2 separate regions of the Homo sapiens genome follow, and region 1 is linked to region 2. The links are chromatin loops, found by intact Hi-C in ENCODE. Cell type or tissue: psoas muscle. All regions are shown on one strand. Region 1 overlaps SGCD (sarcoglycan delta). Region 2 overlaps SGCD (sarcoglycan delta).

Region 1 (8,000 bases), 130 kb after region 2:
AGTGACCCAAATGATACTTTTCCTCTGTCTTTGGGTTTTATGGACAATACTTCCTATTTTATCATATAATTAAGAGATTATGAGAGAAAGAGAGAAAACATGGTTACTTAACATGGCAGATGACAGCCTCATGTAATAATGGTCAAAACTCCCATACATCGGCCAATCCAAACTGGATGATTAGCTAAGGGACCAGAATGTACTGAGACTTTAACCCTTTACCTCATGAATACTGGCTCAGTGACTTGCCTGATTCTGCAGAAAGTCAGTGTTGCCGAGTTCTGTTATCCATTGCTCATTCTTATTTATTCTAAAGTTGGGGGGTTGACCATAGTACATATTAGGCATGAGACCTAGGAAGTACTCCACTTAATAAAGCTGGCTGGTAATTAAAAGCCGGTCAAAATGCATAATTTTTATCTACACAAGCATTCAGTGAGGTTTCTACAATAAACAGAAAGGCTGCCCTACTACTGAGAACTGTTTGCCTATTCTTTAACTTTATTTATCAAAGCAACAAGCAGTTTACATGTAACTGAGTGAAGCACAAAAGTAACTGAAAAGCAACAAAATTATGATTCTTCTAACATAAATACAAGCTATGTAGTTAGTATGACCCCTTAAAATTTTTCATGAGAATAAAACCGCTTGAGTCGACAATGGCTGAGCCAATACTGAAGTCATTTTAAAATGCCCATTCCTCATTGACCCTAGCTATACAATGACCACCATTGCCACTGAACATTATACAAGTAAATTCATTACTGTTTATAAGACATTCATTTTCCTTTTTGACACTAAATGTTTTCAGAGAAAATTAAAAGCATAAGCTTTGAAGTTAGACATATCTTGGTTTATATATTGACCTGGCTACCCACTAGCTAAAAAGGTTGGACAGGTGAATTAAGCCTTCTATGCTTCAGTTTCTTTACATAGAAAGAGGAGATAATAGTCCCCATTCACAGGGTCATTGTGAGGAGTAAGAGAAAACAAAGCCAGGCACTTAACATTGTTCAAACAATGTTCAATACAGGTGTGGTGACTGCACGCTTAATAGCATTGATGGTGGCGGTACTGTTGCACAGATTGTACTTTTCCTAAAATGGCCATAGCAGTATCTGTGTATCAGTTTCCTGTGGCTACCATGACAAATTATCACAAAACTCTCAGCTTAAAACAATATAAATTTTCTCAAAGTTCTAGAAGCCAGAATTCCAAGCCCTCTGGAGGCTCTAGACGAAAATCTATCCCTTGTCTCTTCCCAATTCTAGTGGCTATCAACTTTCCTTAATTGGCGGTCCTATCATGCCAACCTCTGCTTCTCTGATCATATTGCCTCCTCCTCTTCTGTGTCAAATTTTCCTCTGCCTCATCGTTATGAGGACACTTGTCATTGAATTGAGGGCCCACCTGGGTAATCCAGGAATTATCTCCTCATCTCATAATCCTTAATTTAGATGAGACCCTTTTTCCAAATAAGGTAACACTCACAGGCTCCAAGGATTAGGAGCATATAATGTAGGGGGGCACTATTCAATCCATTACAATCTCCCATCCCACGTACTCCTCTAGAACTTTGCAATTCCCCCATGAAGAAGTGGAGCCCATATGCCCTCTACTTGAATTTAGGCAGGACTTTGTGTCTGCCTACAGCAGAGTAGAGTGGAAGTGATGCAATCTGACTTCTGAGTCTGGTTCATAACAATGCTATGCACTTCCATCTTCTTTAAATGGAACATATATTCTAGAGTTTAGCAACCACGTTAAGGGCAAGCCCAAGTTAGCCCATAGGGAAGAGCTGTGTGTAGGCGTTCTGGCCAGCTGAGGTTCCAGCTGACAGCTAGCATCAACCACCCACACATGTAAGTAAACACACCTGGAGATAATTCCAGTCCCAGCTGTTGAGATACCCCAGGCCTTTGAGTCTCCCAGCTAAGGTGCTAGACATCAGGGAAAAGAGACAAGCCATCTCCCCTGAGCTCTGCCCAATCTGCAGAATCATGAGTAAAACAAATTATTGCTGTTTTATTAAGCCACTAAGTTTTGGGGTAGTTTGTTGTGTAGCAATAGATAATCAGACCAATTATTCATTAAGTAATTAAATGAATGAAGATTAGAAATTTATAAAGGCACATAAGATATACTCCCTGGCACTTAATATATTGGATCTTTGGCTAAGCAGATACAGAGTAAGCAAACATACACACTCACACCCTCACACTTCTAGAAGAAAAAAGATGTCCATCTTTCTCATTCTGGGTCAGGGAATATGGAGGACCCAGTGATCACACACAGAAATTATGTGAGGCCGAGGCAGGCAAATCACTTGAGTTCAGGAATTCAAGACCAGCCTGGCCAGCATGGCGAAACCCCATCCCTATTAAAAATACAAAAATTAGCCAGGCGTGGTGGCACATGCCTGTAATCCCAGCTACTCAGGAGGCTGAGGCACAACAATCGCTTGAACCTGGGAGGCGGACTTTGGAGTGAGCTGGGATCACACCATTGCACTCCAGCCTAGGCAACACAGTCAGACTCTGTCTCACAGAAAAACAAAAATTATTTGAGGGTGTTGGACCTTATGTATCATCTGATCCAACTGTATATTTTACAAGTTGGGAGAATATGGCTCAGAAACAGTCCCTGCAACTCCTTCCTGAATACAGCTCTTCACCCAACAAAAGTCCACCTTGCTCCTCCCAGGCAAGATGAAAAATCTAGCACAGTCTCAGAACTTTTCCAATTAAGAATATTGAAAGGAAGAAATGAGACAGAATGAATGTGTGGAAAAGGTACAAAGCTGATTAAAAAACATAGTAGTTATCTTGGCTGTTAATCAGATTATGAGAAATTTTCTTCTCCTTTTTATATTAAAATGGTTTTGGTTTGTTTTCCTACCTTAATCCCACAGCTCTGGGTCTTGGAAAGTGCCTGGGGCACAGGAAGGAAAGGCAAAAATTGTTGTATGGTGAGGCACAAAGAACTTTTTGGTTCACAGGCCTTACCATGCCATCCAAGATGTAGCTAAGAAGTAGGACATTAGATTTTGGACCAGTTTTGAAACAAAGAACTTCCTGTGATGATGGAAATAAACTGTATCTGCTCTAAGATGGCAGCTACTAGCCAGGTGTAGCTGTTGAACATTGTGACATGACAAGTGTGACTAAATAGACATCTTCAATGTTAATTTTAAATCCTTAATAGACAGTGTCATTCTAGAAAGATCATTTACAAACAACTCTGAACCTAGAAATCTTAACTAATGATTCTCAGGCAAACCAACTGATGGGAAACCAACTCATATTTACTGGTTCTTTCTACAGTTTGAATCACCTAACCCCACCCCTGTCTACCATGGAAGGACTGACCTGCAGGTTCTCAGTGGCAGCAAGCCCTTGGGATTTGCTGCTTCTCTTCTATGATTGCTTAATAACTCAGTCAGCATGAACAGATCCTTGTGATGTGGCCACAAGTTCAGATTTCTGAGAGTTATTCAGAGCTCACAGCAACATGACCAGTAAGAACTGAAGTTTCCATGTGTGAATGGCTATGTGTGATATACAAAGACAAAAAATATTTCCAGGAAGATTTTCTAACATTGTTCCTCTCAATTCTAGGACATAAAAATAACTTTAGTTGTATGAAAACTCTCGTAAGTGGAAAAGGTCACGAATATTGTCCAAATAATAGGATAAAGTTGCACAGTAATTTCTTTATAATTGGAATTCAAGCTTTTCAGTTTGACCTCTCCAAAGTCTATAATTTGCAGCCTTTTTGACTTTACTCATGTCAGCTCCTATTCTCATCTTTCCCCATCCCCTCTTTCCCCTCCAGTGGCCTAAGCTCTCAATACTAGAACCATTATGCCTGAGGCTCCCCAATCAAGTTTAACTTACCAGCTTCCAGACTATAATCACACTGCTTTCTCTGCTTCCACCACCACACAAAAGGCCTTATCCATCCTTGGTGACACAACTCAAGAAGCCTTCCAGTGCCCTCTAACTTTAGCTAATTTATTCTTTCCGCAACTTTCATACTTCTTTAAAACATTTAATTTGTGGAAAGTACTAAAATTATACATGTGTTTTCTTCCCTAGTAAATTATGAGTACTTAAAGTATAGAATTGTTTTATTCTAATCTTTAGTTTCTACACAAAGCATAGTATACTCAACTGTGTGCTTAAGAAATACTGATTCAATTGAAGCAGATATGCCCAATAGATTGTATAACTTTACAGCAGCTTTGATTCATGTTATTTGCAGTAATTATGATACCCAAATCATCCCTGATGCTTTACATTCTCACAAAGGTATAAAACACAGGAAGTTTCAAACCAAATAGGACATTAGAGAGCCATATCCTAGGACTGACCATGGAATAAAAATAAATTTTTGTTTTTTGTTTTTCTGCATTACAATTTTTATGGTGCTTTTAAAAAACAACATTTTGGCCATTTTTCAGATGGATGGATTGAGCTAATGGATTAAAAGTGACCACACAGTCAAAGCACTGAGAGATGGAAGCATGATTTTCTCAGTAGAGGAAGCACTTCCAAGTCCCCAAGCTAAGCTGGCACCCGCATTGAAGCGGATGCTACTCAAACTCACAATATATTAACAGTGTTAAATGAAAAGTATAACTAATGCCAATAATATCACTTTCACCCATTTACTAAGCAAATCTGTATATTAGCTAGGATGAAGTCTCCTACCTTTAATCTATTTCACACTCCATCATTACCCTTCTTTTCTCATGTAATTAAAATGTAGCAGGTAGTTGATACACAGAGCGAGTGTCTGTATTAAAAATACCTTTTCATAATCAAATTCAAGCACTCATCTCATTTATGATCTACCTTAATAAATCAACTAATACTTCATTTTAGAAGTCATATAAAGCTCTATTAACCCATCTTTATACATTTTAATTTAAAGTGACTGCCTATTCATAATTTTCTCCCTTTCATTTATTCAATAAACATATTCTAAGTGTCTGCCATGTACTTTATATGTATCCTCACTCCCCTCAACTTGAGTTAGTTTGACTGGGTCGCAGTTCCTTGAGCTTACTCAAAACAGATGATGTGTCAGGGTCCTGAGTTATGGAACATGCTGGCTGTTCTCTCTGGCTTTTACTGTTTTACAATGTGTCCAATTTACAAGCATTAGAATGCCTTCCTCTGACCCTCAGTGGATCTTTATCTTACTTCAGGGTAAATAAACCATGTTTTAGACATTGCACTGAACAAATTCAACTTGTCTTCATGAAAAATAGCCCTTGGAAAATGGGCAGCATTGTGTACTGAAGAAGAGCAGTGACTGTAGAGCCAGACTCCCTGCAACCCATCCCAGTTTCATCATTCACTGACTGTGTGACCTTGGGCAAGTTACTGCACTTCTTGGAGCCTCCACTTCCTCCTCTGTCAAATGTGGATAACAAGGGTGCTTAGCTCATAGGGTTCTTATGTGCATCATGTGAAAACCTTATAAAGTTAATCCTGTATGAGTTTTTATGAAATAAATGGAAATTCATTTCTTACATGATCACAAGTGACAACAGTTTGGATTTTGTAATGTTAACGAATAGAAACTAAAATAGAAATCAGGAGATCTATATACTACAGGTATAGGTAGCTATCATTTACTGAGGTCCTACCATGTCAGCAACATGATCAGATACTTGATATCCATTATCTCCTTTGTGTGGTCTGCAAAAGGCAATCTACAGTTAACACATGTTGAAAGCCTACTGAATAGCAGGCATTGAGCAGGGCTACAAAAATGTATAGAGAATAATCCCTGCTACTGAGAGAAGTTTCCAGAGCAGCTGGGGTGCTCAAGCTGGTCAGAAAACTTTGCTATCTACTTTGGTTCCAACATCTGTAGAATAAGGATGTCTGATGAGGTGACTCCTAAGGTTCCTATTTCATCTAATTTTACAAGTACTGGGATAAGATATCATGCCATCCACTGATGACTCCTAAGCCTTTTGTAGTTTTGTCACTTAATAACCACTTGTGCTAAATGATTGTCTACATGATCAATACTACAGTATTTTGGAAGGTCTTTGAGGCCAGGTTATTCTGATTGGGCTGGTAGAATGCACTAGCAAAAGTAACAGCTCTCTATTAGAATGAGACTTCATACAGCCTAGGGAAATATAAAATGACAAAAATCAGTGTGCAAACAGGAAGATGCCCGAGATGACATCTAGTCCAATGCATTTAGTGGTATACTGGGTTCCAGAAGAGAAAGGCAATGTAGTTCATGGCCAGTTAGGGCTGGGAATCCAGTTTCTGACACTCATGGCATTATGCACTGCCCCACAATATGACAAACTAGCCAACAGACCAGGATCCATAGTCAGACTGCTTGGGTTCGAATCTCTACTCTGAGGCTTTATAGCTGTTTGATCTCAAGTTATTGAGCCACTCCCTCCCTTGTAAAATTGGTATCCAAATAGTGGCAGCCTGGATAATGATTAAGTTAGATAATATTTGCAAACTGTAACTGCGACAGTGTAGTGCCTGGCAGAGAATAAGCCTGCAGTAAATGATGATGATGATGATGATGATGATGATGATGATGATGATGACTACGACGATAGCAAACACTTCTATAAAGTGTTTACTATGTGCCAAGCACTAAACAATGCATTTATCACCTCCTCTAATCTTTACAACAATCCTAGGAGGTAGGTATTGTCATTACTCCTAGGAAATGGCAGCACAGGGAGGTTGAGAAACTTATCAAAAATCACATAGTAAGAGACAGAATCCAGATTTTTACTTAGAACATCTGTCTCCAGAGTTTGAGCCCTGAACTACTATACTGTCATGAAGGGTCTCTCATGACTTTCTGTTGTCAACACTGACTCTTCCTATGTGTCAGATTCTGCTAATAATGCTTCACATGAATTAACTCACTGGGTCTTCCACCAACCTATGGGTAGATATTAAGTTTATACTAAATGCTTATGTTAACACATCAAATGGACAAAACACAAGGTGGGAACAATGCAAGGAGAAGGTCCTCAGCTACACAGCAAAGAGAAATTAGATAAAAACCAAACATTCGGAACTACCAGGGAACTACTCTAAACATAAAACGTCACTGGATACCTCAGATGAAAGTGACCTATGACACAGGGTTGGCAAAGATAACAAGCTATTTTTCCAGCTTCAGAATTCTGTTGAAGAGCCAGATCATTATTGCAATTTGGAGGAGGAGGTAAAGTGTAGTGGAAAGGTTGAGACAGGAAGTCAAACACCAGCGTTTTACTTACTAGCTGTCTTTCAGCAAGTCACTCAACTTCTCTGAGCCTTGGGTTTTCAGTGGGAATAACAATATTAAATTTGTAGAGTTATGAAAGTTAAAAGATTTTAAGGGCCATGTACAGTGAGTAGCACAGAAGAGACATTTAATAAATATTAGCTCGTTTGTATAAGCACAATGTGTGATAAACTAAGGTCTATTTGTGGGTGTTTACAGTGTAGGTAAAACACACACTCTCCAATGTATGGGGAAAATGAAATATGTAGTCTCAATCTCCTGCCAGTAATGAATACTGGAATATTCTGCTAAGAGCAGAAGAAAGCAAAATAACTTTTCTTCTGATTTACCTCTGAGACAAAGAAAACTTGGTAAGATGCTTGTCCAGATTGCTTTACTGGAAAGGCTCTTCCAGCATGTATCCTTGGGGATAGCACAGAATGCAAGACTGACAAAAAAAGTAAAATTCCAGATTTTCAATCTTGGATAGATCACCAAGGTTTCACAAACACTTTCAGATGACATCGTTCTTATAGTTCGTCATTACACAGGGGGTTTGATTACAGTGTGAGCTTTCCCAAATCTCAAATTGTTGAACAAACCAAACATACAAAATAATCACTCTTTCCTACATAAATGTGTGGGTATATGTGTGTGTGTACATATATATATATATATAATTTTTTTTCCTCAATAGCTTTAGAGATACAAGTGGTTTTTGGTTACAT
Region 2 (8,000 bases):
AGTATTTAACAACATATTCAAGTCACCTAGTGTAGTACATGGCATGTTGTGTGTGCTCCATAAATGTTACTTCTCTTGCTTTATTTTAAAAATAGAGATGTGGCCTTCACATACTCTATCTTTTCAGGAAAAAGAAGGCCTTCTGTTAATGGTAGAGATTTCTGAGGCTAGGATTATTTCACGTTTCCCTTTTCTTTAATGACAATGTCGTTGACTGGAGTATGAGTTTTTTAGTGGATTCAGACAGAAGCCCACAGAGTAATTTCCCTTAGGTCTAGGCTTGACATGTGGGATTCACTGGAGTTTGTTTCTCTGTTTATTAGAAAGGGCCGGTTTCTGGGATGTCAATTTCAGACTAGCGGAAGTACTAACAGTTTCCTTCTGCTGCTGCAGATTAACCTTCAAATCCTGAAACCTTTAACATCAGGCTGCAAAAGCCATTCTACTAGGCAGCAGATTATTGCCTCTTTCATCTCGATTTAGCTCAGTGCACTTGCTCTGAGCACTGTCTCAAAGTTGGTAAGAATGTTAGCGGGAATGCCCCCAAACCAGGTATTTTTTAAAAACCTGGCCACAATGCCACATAGAGAAGTGAATCTCATTTTTAATGGATAAAGTAGTATTTGGCTCTTATTTTGAGGGTCATAAAAACACATTTTACTCACCATAGTCCATGTGCAAGGCACCAGGGTAGTTACCAAGGTGACTGCTCTCAAGAGAGAGATTAAGAAATGCAGAAGAAAAGAAATAATCCGAATGCACCCCATGGTTGACTCCACATACAAATGAAGTTGCCAAATGCCCAGGCCTCGCCTTCTGTTTGGTTATCGATGCACAAATGCAAAAATGAGGTAACATGAACGTGGGTGTGTAGCAGAAGTCAGTAAGCATTGACTGCAAGTATGCCCCTGTGTACTGTGTCAGCTGCAATTTGTATCAATTCTCTCCCCTCAACCTTGGGGTGACTCCCTTCTCCCTCACAGTCAGACATCTGAGATTCTTTGCCTTCTAAAAATGTCTCAGTCTGACACCTGTTAAATATTGAACATGCACCTAAGCAAAGGAAAGATTTCATCTAAGGCAAGTGCTTGATCATGGGGGCTAGGAGGCAAAGTGAGAAGAATACAACTCCACCTCAGCCACATTGACCTTCTTACTGGTCCTCTGAACACACTAAATGGATCCAGCCTCAGAACCTTTGTATCTGCTACTCCCTCTGCCCAGAAGGCTCTTCTCCAGGCTCTCTGCACAGCTGGCTCCTTCACTTAACTCAGGTCTTTGCTCAAATACCATTCATGAGGCCTAGATGAGGCAAGAATGTCTGGAAACATTTTTAGTTGTCACAAGGGGGAGTGGGGGAACAAACAGCATCTGGTGGCTAGAGGCTGAGGTTGCTGCTGAATATACTATGATACACAGGACTGTCCTGTGCAACAAAGAATTCTCCAGTCCAAAATGTCAAAAGTCCCATGGTTGAGAAACCCCACCCTAAACAATTCAAATATGGCTAGTCTCAGCTTACTTAAAAAAAAAAAAAAAAAAAAAAAAACTGACCAAAAGGATAATACTACCTGCTCTAACTCATTATCTTGTAGGGAGGATAGAAATTGATAATGTTCACATAAGTGTCTTGAAAAGTGTTTTATAAATGTTATTTTTCTTTTTAGCTCTTGATACTTCTTCAGATCATACAAGTAGGCTTAAAAGGCATTTATCATCTTACTCATTTACAATGGAATTATGATACTTTGACTTTAAAGAGGATCATTTTTCTAAAGAGAACATAGAGCTTCTTATCTATCAAAGCCTAGTTAGCAACCATTACTGTCCCTATTTTTGAGATTTAAAAAAATGGCAGAAGAAACATATGACCCTTTCTTCAAGGAGAAAAAAACGAAGTTATAGTTATTTCATTCATTGATTCAATGATTATTATGGAATGCTAATATGTGTAAAACACTAACAACAAAGTGAAACAATATTACCCTTCCTATATAATAGATAATGAGCTGAGTGTTCCTGTGTGTGGCTGGTGGCTACCATATCGGACAGTGGAGATTTAAGCATCTTCTATATGTTAGCAGTTTTTTTTTTTCAGGATTTCAATTTTTGAAAACTTCCAGCACGAACTGAAATCATAGTGATCTTTCAGGCTGCAATGACCTTGCAAAACTTGCTTTACCCCATAGCACTAGAATCCAACACCTAATCCCTTGGGTTCCGCCTTGGCTCAAATGCTGATATTTCAGTCTCAGCAACTGCTTTGCTTTCCTCAACATCTCATTAAATACCTGACATTCGGACTGTGACACCCAGGCACAGATGTGGGAAAGGAGCAAGTTTCTGTTTGAGGGGACTGGGACCAGACTGCCTGGTCTGTGGGTCCCGCTGATTCCTGAGTCACTGTCTACAGTTGTCCCTGAACGTGGCATAAGCAGGTGGTGTCTGATCAGTCAGGATTAATGATGCAAAAGGAAGCTGGCACCTCTTCAAAGACTTGCTCACAGAGGCCACAGGGAGTAGAGAAAGCAAATCCTTGGCCCTGGGTTCCGACCCTGATCCTGGGTTCTGTGTCCAGGTGTGCTCCTTGACCTCAGATGTTTCCATGAAACAGGCTTCTGTTAGTCTCCTTTCATAACTCACCCTAGTAAGGGATCTGAAACTCACAGTAGAAACATTTCTTCTTCTTCCCTAAAATCCTGTGGGGGCAGGTACTATTATTATCTCCCTCTTCTGATAGATGCAGATAAGAAAACCCCAGGGTCATGTAGATCAAGAGACATATAATAACAGATGTTTCAAATTAGGCACCCACGGGCTATTTTGGGCTGGCAGATGTAGTTTTTTTGGATCCACAAAGTGTATTCAATAAAAAATAAAGGAAAGCAAAAACTAAGACACTTAGATTATGAGTTTCTCTTGAAAAGTCATAAGATTTAGCAAGAAGGCCCAAATTCACACATTATTACAACTGGCTGAGCAGCCACTCACCTTTCCACAGGGTCAGGGACATCAAGTCCAAAATATCAATGACACAGACCCCTACCATCTCCCAGCCTTCCCCAATAACATAGACCTCTACCATCCCCCAACTTTCCCCAGGGCCTTTTTATCTACTTGTCACTAGCCAGTCCTTGTAGGTTTTTGAGTTTGTGGCCCTAGCTTAATGCATACCAATATTCTAGGTGAGATAATACTTACTTTTGTTATGGACCTTCTTTGTGCTTTTATACCGTATTAATTATACCAATCTTTACCCCAACATTATGGAGTCATACTATTACTGTGCTCTTGATTTGTCAGATGACAAAAACCAATGCCCTGAGAAATTCAGAAATATGTTCAAAACTGTGATAATGTAAAACGATTAGTGGATGGGTTGGAACTCGCTCCTGGAATCATCTTTCCATTACTTTATAGCACTCCTCCCACCAAATTCTCAGATATATTGTGACCTTTTACATAGTATTCTGTAGTTGTGGCCTTTGAAGGCAATAAGAGTGTTAATGCCTAATGGACATCTTAAGACCCATTGAGCACGTTCCTTAATCACCTAAGATTTAGCTTTTAGAGTTTTCTAGAGAAATTAAAAAAGAACAATTGATTTTCAGTAGTGGCAATTGCAAAGTAGGTAAAGCACCCAGCATTATCTCCAGAAGAGAGCAGGGTTTCAGAAAAACATTAATTCATTCCCCCACAAATCTAGTTAGCTAAAGAAGTTATTAGAACACTTACTATAACGGCCCATGTGCCATCTGGGGTAGCAGCCATGCAGTATGACTCTACCACCAGTGTCAAGGAAAGATCCCAGCTAAAAGCCATCAAGGTCATCTGATTTCCTTTGCACAGTGGCTGGTTCAGGTTGGGCATGTGAAATAAGTTGGTTTAATTAGAGTGAAGCCCAGGGTTTTTATTCAAGAAGAGACTGGGGAAAGACAAGCTCTATCATACTGTAGATATGTGGTATGCCAATGTAATGCCTGGAGCAGCTGCTGCCATTTTGCTATCATGAGTGAAAGCATTTGAGAAGAATCCAACGAAACAGAGCAATACAACTGAGGGAACTTCAGATGAATGGAATCAAAACTCCAATCAAAGCATCACTTCCTCTGAACTCTTCCATTACTTACCAGTCCATTACAGTCTGTCTAATCAAGGCAGAGCTGTTAGGTAGAGTTGAACATACTCATACAGGTAAGTTCAGAGAAATGACAGTCAGACAACCCTCAAGACCAAGGGAACATGCTCACTGGCACATTTCCCTACTGACTACTCAGAGTGTTTGTGACAGCAACTTGCCTTGCTGTTGCATCAGCCATCCCAGTCAGATGGTGAAGAAATGTAAGCCAAGACAGCTGGAGGGCTGATCTTCCACCCACAGGGGCTCCTCCCAGGGCAAGACAGCAGCTGTTGGTGTCTGCTTTGGTTTGAAATTGTAGCAACTGCATATATTCAGGTCAAAGCGGGTAACTTCTTTATGGAAAGTGTTGGAAGAACCAAGAGAGCAGATTCTGAAACTCGCTGTATCAGTCAGTAACCTGTGAATGGGTGATTTGTGTCAACAATGCCTTCTACCTCCTCTCTAAGAACAAAATTAAAGAAAGAAAGAAGAGGAAAGAAATCACTCCAAGACTTTTAGGAAAGCCAGGCCTGTTTCCTAAGTGCATTTGTATCTTCTTTCTTCTACTCTTCATTGTACTGGAACAAAAGGACAAATGCAGGGATTCTTGGAGTTGTGAGCATAGGTAAGATGCCACAGGGGTAGGAGCAAAATGGGTGAATACTCCCTAGGTCTTAGTGCTTTAAAGTCTAAGACAGGGGTCCCAAACTCAAATGCCTACAGAGGTTGGGCCCATGAGCTTAATGACTGAAGTGGGCACCCACATGGAAACTCAGAGAGAACAGACCCTGACAGGGCAGAGTTTCTCAGCTCCAGTTAAATATCTTTGATAAGAATCTTGAAATCTGGCCAGGTGTGGTGGCTCACACCTGTAATCCCAGCACTTTGGGAGGCCGAGGCGGCTGGATCACTTGAGGTCAGGAGTTCAAGACCAGCCTGGCCAACATGTTGAAACCCCGTCTCTACTAAAAGTACAAAAAAAATTAGCCAGACATGGTGGTGCGTGCCTGTAGTCGCAGCTACTCAGGAGGCTGAGGCAGGAGAATCGCTTGAACCTGGGAGGTGGAGGTTGCAGTGAGCCGAGATCATGTCACTGCACTCCAGCCTAGGTGACATAGCCAGACTGTCTCAGGAAAAAAATAAAAATAAATAAAGAATCTTGAATTATATTTTTTAATCTAAAAGTGTCTTAATGTTAAATTTTTGTATGTATACATATATCCCCTCCCAACACTGACAAGATCAAATAAAACATGAGAGTGGGCCGATTTGGCTCTCAGGTGAAAGACAATCAGAGGAGCTGGCTGAATTACCAGAAAGGACTAAGAGGTAGTAGGGTTTGGCTTCTAAAAATGGCAACTGAGCTGGGCACAGTGGCTCAGCCCTATAATCCCAGCACTTTGGGAGGCCAAGGTGAGTGGATCATCTGAGGTTGGGAGTTCGAGACCAACCTGGCCAACATGGCAAAACCCCGTCTCTACTAAAAATACAAAAATTAGCTAGGCGTAGCGGCTCACACCTGTAATCCCAGCCACTCAGGAGGCTGAGGCAGGAGAATTGCTTGAAACCATGAGGCGGAGGTTGCAGTGAGCTGAGATTGCACCATTGCACTCCAGCCTGGGAGACACAGCGAGACTCTGTCTCAAAAACAAAAAAAAGTCAACTGGAGAATGATTCAGCCAGATGTAGAAGGTGAATGGAGGGCCTGTTGTTTCCCCCAAACTGCTTAAACACAGACACCAAGCGACAGAATTGCTGAGTAGGATAGCTCCATGGATTCCTTTCAGGACTGAAAGCTCAACTCAGTAATCGCAAGAGGTCTCACAAAGATGCGTGTGGCTCAGAGTAGCCCAGGGGGAGCAGAGCCACCTGCACAGGTGCCTGATCTCAAAAGAACCTCATTGGTGGGGCATTAACGCCATCAGTGACTGCCCTTGAGGTCTGAGGCTGAGCTCAACTCCTGGCTGGGTGAAAGGAGCCCACTCGAATTTCTGATATAGGTCCCTTATCAATCTTAGTGACAGTACACTCAGAAATTACAGAAAGATAAGTAATGAAAATAAAGAAATTTGACTTGACATGAAGCAGCCATAACCATTGAAGTAGGAACCATTATTTCTACTTAACAGATGAGGTAAGGGCGAGAAATGCTATACAACACCCTACCCTTGACTCCAGCACCCAGCTCCCACTGACCAATGCTCCCCCTCTGATTGTTCTCCCAGGATTTCCCATTCCCCTCCCCACTCCTTCCATTCTTTATGATTTCCTGCACTGCCTAAATGGTGACGACAGTTTGATCCAGAGATTCCATGAGCATTTCATAAAAATATTATTTTTTCTCTACTGTTAACCATTCATGGAACCCACATTCCAGAGAATATTCTTGTAGAGATGCTGCATTTTGCACCTAATGACATAGAAAATAATAGATTGAAAGGAAAATTTTAGCTGCCCATTTTACCTTTTACCTCCATTACTATTAGTTCAAATCATTAAAACAAAATTCAGAAGAAGTGCCTATGACCTTGACATCACTTTTTTTTTTTTTTTTTTTGCTCAAATACTTTTAAGCTGTGTTGTCTATAAAAAACCAGGATGATTCTATTGTTGCCATCAAGGCAACAGCTCATGAGAGATGCCTGCAAAGTCCCTCATGAGACAGAAAGTCTCCTTAATAGAGGCCAAGTGCAGAGAACACTGCTACCAGCTACAAGTGTACTTAGCCAAGGAATACTTCCCTTTCCTTTTATATCTTCTGTCTAGAATAATTGAAATGAGATTGTTTGTGACTCAAATTGGTCAGATGACTCCTCATTATCTAAGAGTGGCCAGAAAAGTCATGGGGCCTGTCCTATGTTTATCCAAAGATGAGAAAAATGCTGAGTATAAGGAGTGGGTTCTATGGGTTATATTGTACTTGGAAGAATAACCTCACTGTCTGGTTGCATCTTGTGAGTCTCACTTGCTCAATGTACCGGATCTCCCAAAGTATTATATAAAAACATACATATCTAAACAAATACCATATTTTGTTGGTACCATTCTACTCAATGGGGCTCGACAATACTAAAGGATTCCTTAAACATAACAACAGAACATAGAAAGCACTGACTCTGAAATGCTCTTTCAAACTGCTTTTCAGTTCATTTAGCACTGACAACTGTATGGGTTTTCCTTTTTTTTTTTTTTTCTTTTTCTCTTGAAATTCACTGAATTAACGCTCTGTCTAAAATTGCTGTTGCTTGCAGTTCAAGGATATTGTGAGTTCCAACAAAGCTGCTTCTAGGCTCATAAAATATCTTTCTCTAAAGAAGAAATCCCTGCTGAGATCACAGCGCTAAGATCTATTTCAAGACAAACCTGTGACTTAGATGGGTAATATCAGCCAGACTGGAGGTGTATTTTTCAAGTGCAAGGATTTAGTTTACCTATCAGACACCTGATTAGGATTCCCAGAGTCATTGTTATAACTGAAGCAGCCTGGATGGGTTCCTCCCTCAGGTGACAATTTTCCTCTACAATGATCTTGCTGAAGAGGTTTGGGATTTACCATTCACTGTGTTCCAATTCCCTTGTGTGCAACATTTAGCTACGGAAGCATTATACTATGCCCTATTTTCTTGAAGGCATTTTTTCTTTTCTCCAGTTTCAGATATAATTCTTCTATGCCCTGATTTCACAATTTATTTCAAATGCTTCGCTTTAAAAGTCTTAAATTTTAAGTCTGTTATGGCCATGTTTAAAAAGAATGACTGTACTAGAATTTGGTCTTTCTAGCTGTTACAGGTAAAAAATAAAGATTATGGAATCTTTTATTTCTTTTAATTCACTCCCTCTCAGCTCCTCTGTCAAATTAATTCTGCTTCCACTTCGGCCG

The links. Hi-C counts contacts between places; a loop is a spot of excess contacts. Peaks named below come from ENCODE experiments on the same cell type or tissue, not always from the same donor. Only the 100,000 strongest peaks of a DNase experiment are listed, where the experiment ranks them.
Region 1: a loop joins it to region 2, with 1.8 times the contacts of the local background. A loop is called at or near these places in 1 of 110 quality-filtered maps.

The regions. Positions count from the first base shown.
Region 1 is chr5:156,350,199-156,358,198 of GRCh38, reverse strand. The region is part of intron 3 of SGCD (sarcoglycan delta); the gene reads right to left. The region is part of intron 1 of LOC124901120 (a long non-coding RNA gene); the gene reads left to right. Among named protein-coding and RNA genes, the nearest start is that of SGCD, 27 kb to the right of the region's middle. In psoas muscle, no CTCF peak of the experiment used is centred here; no DNase peak of the experiment used is centred here; H3K27ac peaks cover 2,829 bases.
Region 2 is chr5:156,476,363-156,484,362 of GRCh38, reverse strand. All of the region lies in intron 3 of SGCD (sarcoglycan delta), which reads right to left. Among named protein-coding and RNA genes, the nearest start is that of SGCD, 150 kb to the right of the region's middle. In psoas muscle, no CTCF peak of the experiment used is centred here; a DNase peak (open chromatin) is centred at 4,352; H3K27ac peaks cover 4,899 bases.